2 separate regions of the Mus musculus genome follow, and region 2 is linked to region 1. The links are chromatin contacts, found by POLR2A ChIA-PET in ENCODE. All regions are on one chromosome and are shown on one strand. The core of a region is the stretch at or near the end of the contact, and the rest is flanking DNA. Distances in the headings are between cores, read along the strand shown. Region 1 holds the start of Brk1 (BRICK1, SCAR/WAVE actin-nucleating complex subunit). Region 2 holds the start of Tatdn2 (TatD DNase domain containing 2).

Region 1 (3,123 bases), core at 122-2,621:
GGAGTTCCTCCTGGTCCTCCTGCCTCTGCATCCTGAGTGCTGCTATTAAAGGCATGGTGTGTGGGTGCTAGGCCAATACTCTACAGACTAGGCATCCCCTGCCCCTTAATGATGCATTTCCAATTTCCTTTTTGTTCTCTTTTCTCAAAAAACAAAAACAAAACAAAACAAAAAACCCCCAACCAACCAAAAAACAAAACAAAACACAAAAAAAGGAGGAAAAAAAAGGAGAGAGAGAAAGAAAACTCTAAGAAGTGGGGGATGCCGGGGTCTTGTGCTTACCACTCAGGAGCCCAATCCCTGAACTACACCCCGTAATTGAAGCTACTGTTCGGTTACCTTCTATCATACTACTTAGGACTCATCGGGTCTTTAGCTAGAAAATATACGATTCACTTTAATTTTTTTCAAAATACAGCACTTTCTCCCCAAGATGCTGAAAGTTGCTAATTAGTAGAACCAAAGCACTCTAGTGAAAAAGATCACTGGATGCCATCTGCACGTCTTGTATTGTGTAAGAAGGTCCCTGAAAGAACCCTTCCGGAGACCATAAGAAGTCTGTAACAGGTTTTCAGTCCAGAAGGCTAGGAACGCACGCAGAAAGAAATCAAGACTGTCACTAGCCGGCCACACCTAGGAATAGTTTTTTGGAAAAGTGGACTCTGCTGAAACCATCTGCCCTGTAAAATCCGAGGAGCCAGACAGAAGCATCCAGAGCACCTACCATGAAGCAGATACAGGGCTAGAAAAGCCATTCCCAAGGCCCGAGCGGGCCCCATCCCTTACAACCCTCAGCACTAGCACCAAATCGAGCCGGGGATGAATGAACCTGCCGGGAGTGGTTAAACGGGAGCAATAGAAGGCATGACATCAAAGGGGTTCGGACTTCTTCCTGAAGGAGATGGACAACGAGCAGGAGTCTCTCAACAGTAAGCGCGACCGTGACCGTGACACGGCTGCGCACTGCCTGCCAAGTGAAGACTGGCACGGAAGCGCGGCGCAAACCGGGGCGGATGATGGATGGGCCTAAGAGGCTGGACAGTGGGCGTGCTGACGAGCGCAAGTGGGGCATGGCAACGGGCAGGGTAGACCCTCGGAAACGGCCCAGTGAGGCTCGGGGTGAGGGCACTGGGGCCGGCGGGCAGCCAAAGAGGAAGCGAGTAGCCAGGGCGGCGCGCCTCTCCTCCCCGCCGCCGGCCGCCTCCCAGGCCTCCCTCCTCCCAGCCTCCCCTGCTCGCCCGCTGACCGAAAGAGTTGAGAAAGTCTGAGATTTTCTTGATGCTGCTGGTGATGATCTCAATGTACTCCCGGTTCGCCCAGTCCTGGTGAATCTCCCGCTGCACCGGATCCTCTTGTCCCGCCATGGCGGCCGCCTGAGGAAGAGTGACTGCGCAGGCGCCGCGACCTCTACAGGCCTCCAGCGCGCCTGCGCCGCCAGCCAGTACCCGAGTGTTCGAGCCCCAGAAAGGGCTGGCAGAGCGACGCGCGTGCGCACTCTAATCCCTGCGCTCTAGCTTGGCTCCCACGCTGGGGTAAACAAGATTCCTCCACTCGCGATGTGAAGACTAAGAGCTACCCTGTCCCCGGTTACAAGCACCCGCTGACCACTAGCGGATCTTGTCGTTAGGGGGCGCCCACACATTCCCACCTCCGCCTAAGGGTTGCTCCAAGCTCTCTTGCACCTTGTTAGCTGTGATGGGCACAGTCCACGAATCCCGTTTATTCAGAATGCTTGTCATGCTTGGGTCACAACTCTGTTCATTCTCGTTTTCTTTTAAAATTTGTTGTTGTTGTTGTTTTTCGAGACAGGGTCTCTCTGTGTAGTCTTGGCTGTCCTTGTACTCCCTCTGTAGACCAGGCTGGCCTCGAACTCACAGAGATCAGCCTGCCTTTCCCTCCGGAGTGCTGAGATTAAAAATGTGGCCACCACCGCCAGGTTAAAATTATTTTATTCGTATTATATGTGAGCGCTTACGTGGCACAACACGCGGGCGGAAGTTACAGGACAACTTGCAGGAGTGGGTTCCTCACCTTCCATCTTGTGGGACTGAACACTCAGATCATCAGCTTCAGTGTCTTTATTGTTCGAGGTGTCCCACCAACTCTGAATCTCCATATTTACCAAATGAGCAAAATACTTTTCTTTCTTTCTTTCTCTTCTCTCTCTTTCTCTCTCTTTCTCTCTCTTTCTCTCTCTTTCTCTCTCTTTCTCTCTCTTTCTCTCTCTTTCTCTCTCTTTCTCTCTCTTTCTCTCTCTTTCTCTCTTTCTCTCTCTTTCTCTCTCTTTCTCTCTCTCTTTCTCTCTCTTTCTCTCTCTTTCTCTCTTTCTCTCTCTTTCTCTCTCTTTCTCTCTCTTTCTCTCTCTTTCTCTCTCTTTCTCTCTCTTTCTCTCTCTTTCTCTCTCTTTCTCTCTCTTTCTCTCTCTTTCTCTCTCTTTCTCTCTCTTTCTCTCTCTTTCTCTCTCTTTCTCTCTCTTTCTCTCTCTTTCTCTCTCTTTCTCTCTCTCTCTCTCTCTTTCTCTCTCTCTTTCTCTCTCTCTTTCTTTCTCTCTTTCTTTCTTTCTTTCTTTCTTTCTTTCTTTCTTTCTTTCTTTCTTTCTTTCTTTCTTTCTTTCTTTCTTTCTTTCTTTCTTTCTTTTTCCAAATCAGGGTTTGTCTGTGTAGCCCTGGCTGTCCTAGAACTCACTTTGTAGACCAGGCTGGCCTCGAACTCAGATATCCGCCTGTCTCTGCCTCCCGAGTGCTGGCATGCGCCACCACGCCAAGCTGCCAAATACATTTTTAATGCTAATACCCAATGATGGACCGGCTGAAGCAAAATGGTAAGTCACAGTGTAAACTCATTCCATTTCTATCAAGAACTGCAAAAATAATCTCCAACCTTTTTACCTAATCGTTTCATTAAAAAAAAATCGTTAAAGGAACGTAGTCGTACATGCTTATAATTTCAGCACTCAAGAGACTAAGGCAGAAGAAGGCTTGTCCAAACAATGGTCTAGTCAGTCCATGTGTGGTGGTTTGAATAGGTCTGGCCTGAATAAAAGTTTGAATGCTAGGCCCATGGGGGAGAGGCTCTGTTAGAAGGTGTGGCCTTGTTGGAGTGGGTGTGTCACTGTGGGCGTGG
Region 2 (2,824 bases), core at 141-2,640, 92 kb before region 1:
ATCCTCCAGTTCCACTGTCCATTTACAATCACTCGAAGGTTGCAGAGATCCCTCCAAACTATCTATAATCACTCTCTCTGGGATGGCAGACCACAACCATTATCAGGCTTTCCTAGTAGTTCCAAATGCCACCAAGTTTGAAAACCCCCTCCATACTGAGCTCTACCCCTCAACACCCTCCCCCTCGCCCCCCCCCACACACACACCAGGCCCTCCACAGGAAAGATCTAATTTTTATTCTCTTCCCACCAAATGTCTTCTCTCCACCCCTCAAACCACGTGCAAGGGACTTCACTGTTTGCCAGACGTCGCTGCCACGTACCTTAACGCTACAAGCTTCCTTCCGTAGAGAAGCCATTTCTTCTAGAGAGGAGTGGGCAGGGTGCAGAGGGGACCCCTTGGACGTAAATAGTCTCCGAGGGCTCGCAATCAGGAAGCCAGGGGAAGCGGCCTCACCCACACCTGAGCCCGAAGAGAGAGAGGACGAAGAAGAGGAAGAGGAGGTGCGACGGCGGACTGAGCTCCGAGGAGCGCGGGCCACATCGTCCCCGCGCCGGACTTTCAGACGCTGGGGGCTGCTGGCCCCTCGAGGACGCGACGCACACCTGCGACCTGGCCGGCTGGAGGGGGCCACATTGCCGGGCTCCCGGGGGCGGCTGCGCTTGCTGGGACACCCTTCCGACGTGCTGCCCCAGTGATACTTGACCTTGCGCCGCTCCGACGCCATGGGCACCTGCCAGGGACAGAGGAACGACGATTGTAGCAGCAGCCTTGGCGGCTGCTCGCCTCACACCGCCGGGAAGCCGCTAGGGCAACGGCGGGAATCGGCCCCACTGACCTTTCCCGTTCCTGTCGTCTGCCCATTCCAGTGCTACGGGCTTCGGGGACGCCACAGCGCTCCGAGAAGCGTCCGCGGGCCGAGCGCCGAGCCCGAACAACGCGCAGCCCAAGTCCGCGAGCGCGGCTGTCAACAGCGCGCCACTCCCGAGACGCCGAGGCGCTTCCGGCGCGGCGCGGCGCGGTGCAGCGGTCTGCCTTCCGAAGCCCTGCGCGGGGGGCCGAGCGCGTGCGGAGCCGCCTTTTGGGCCGCACGCGCCCGCAGGCCCCGGACGCCAAGGGCGGGCCGCGGGCGGGGTGGCCGCTCGCCTCCCGCCGCCCCGTCCCGCCCCGGGCCTGAGGGAGCCACTGGCCTCCGGAGCCGCGCGCCGGAAGTCACCTCCGCTCCTCCAGCTGACCCGGCCCAGCGCCGCACCGCGCCCTCATCCAAGGCCTCGGCCCCGCCGCCTACTTCGCAACCTCGGCGTCAGCTCCGCGGAACCTGCCCAGCGGCCGGCGGCCGGCGTGCGGCAGGGGCGGAGCCGGCGTCAGGGACGGCGCCGATTGCTCCAACGGGAGAGGGGCGTGACTTCGGGCAAGACGGAGCGCGCCTGTTGGTCCGACGTTCTGGGGCGTGCCCCTACGCCTCACGAAGCTCTGTGGTTGGTTGGGAGCGATATGTGGCGGAGCTTCTCACGTGGCCCTGGATCCGCGCGAAGGGCCTGCTGGGGACGCCCGGGAGCCGAAAATACCGATGGAGGGTAACTTGGCGGGCCTCTTGGTACCGGACGCGCGTGCCAAACATTGTCACTCACTCACCTACTCACCCATCCCCCCTCCCCCTTTTTTTTTTTTTTTTAAAAAAAACAACGCAGGAAACTGTGGCTCGATAAAAACCAAGCGACACACCCAGAAAGTGACGGAATTGGGGTTAGCAGGCACAAGCCATACACACACAAAAAACAGAACCAGGCCTGCCGGATAGACCTGTAAAACCAACTGCTCAGGAAGAAGAGGCAGGACGATTGACAAAGTCCAGCCTAGACGTTTTAGAACCTGACTACAACTAAAAAAATTTTAATAGCGGGGGGTGGGGAGAACAGAGAGGTGCCTGAAGCAGCCATAGTAGCTCACATTGGTAATTCCATTTGGGTCGCTGAGGCTGGGGAACTGCTGAGTTCGAAGCCAGTTTGGGATAGCTAATGAGTTCCGATCAACCTAGGCTTCCGAGTGAGATCAAAAGAAAAGAAAAAAAAAGAGAGAGAGAGAGAAAGAAAAGAAGAGATATAACCCCACATCAAGAGAGCCGTAGGACAGAGGATCCAGAGTTCAAGGTCACCTCCTAACTTCTTGAGACCCTGTTTCAAACCTTCCCACACCAACCCCAGAAAAGGTAATGATTGCAGCTCAATAGCAGAGCACTTACAGGAGAAGCAAGCTTTTGATCCTAATCACCAAATTACCCAGGTGTCACACAAGTCTGTAAGTAATCGCAGCCCTCTGGAGGTGTTGGAGGGGAGGGTCAGGAATTCCAGACCAGCCTGTGACACTTAAAATGCCCCCGCCCCCCAGAACCAAAACAGTAAAGAAAAGAGTTTGTCCTACTACTTCATTCCCAGACTGCTCTTGGCCAACAGCTGTGGTGGCAAGAACTAAAGGCTCTCCACACTCAGCTGGCCTTCACTTTTTTTTTTTTTTTTAATTACCCAATGCAGGAGCCAAACCCATGGAATAGCACCTCCCATACTCAGAGTCTTCTGTCTTCAGTTCATCCTCTCGGTAAACTCCCTCCTAGTCACAGCCAGAGCATATCTAACTCCTAGAGGGTTGTTAACCCAAGTTCACAGTGAAGGTTAACCATCCCAGAAGCCATCTCTATTTGTTTGTGGGGTTTTTCTTTTTTTTTTGGGGGGGGGGGTGTCGTTTTGTTGTTTTGGTTTGATTTGATTCTTTCAAGACAGGCTCTCTCTGTGAAATCTTGACTGTCCTGGAACTAGGTCTGCCAACC

What was found. ChIA-PET counts read pairs that join two places held with the same protein, here RNA polymerase II (POLR2A).
Region 2: POLR2A ChIA-PET joins it to region 1 with 11 read pairs in embryonic stem cell. The contact joins the promoter of Tatdn2 here to the promoter of Brk1 in region 1. POLR2A ChIA-PET finds 5 or more read pairs at or near these places in 4 of 5 experiments (Patski and embryonic stem cell).

What each region holds. Positions count from the first base shown.
Region 1 is chr6:113,603,020-113,606,142 of GRCm38, reverse strand. Brk1 (BRICK1, SCAR/WAVE actin-nucleating complex subunit) reads right to left here and starts at 1,371. Exons shown (of 3, transcript NM_133937.1): 1 at 1,247-1,371. The coding sequence starts at 1,364.
Region 2 is chr6:113,695,616-113,698,439 of GRCm38, reverse strand. Tatdn2 (TatD DNase domain containing 2) reads right to left here and starts at 1,390. Exons shown (of 8, transcript NM_001347356.1): 1 at 839-1,390; 2 at 323-733. The coding sequence starts at 727.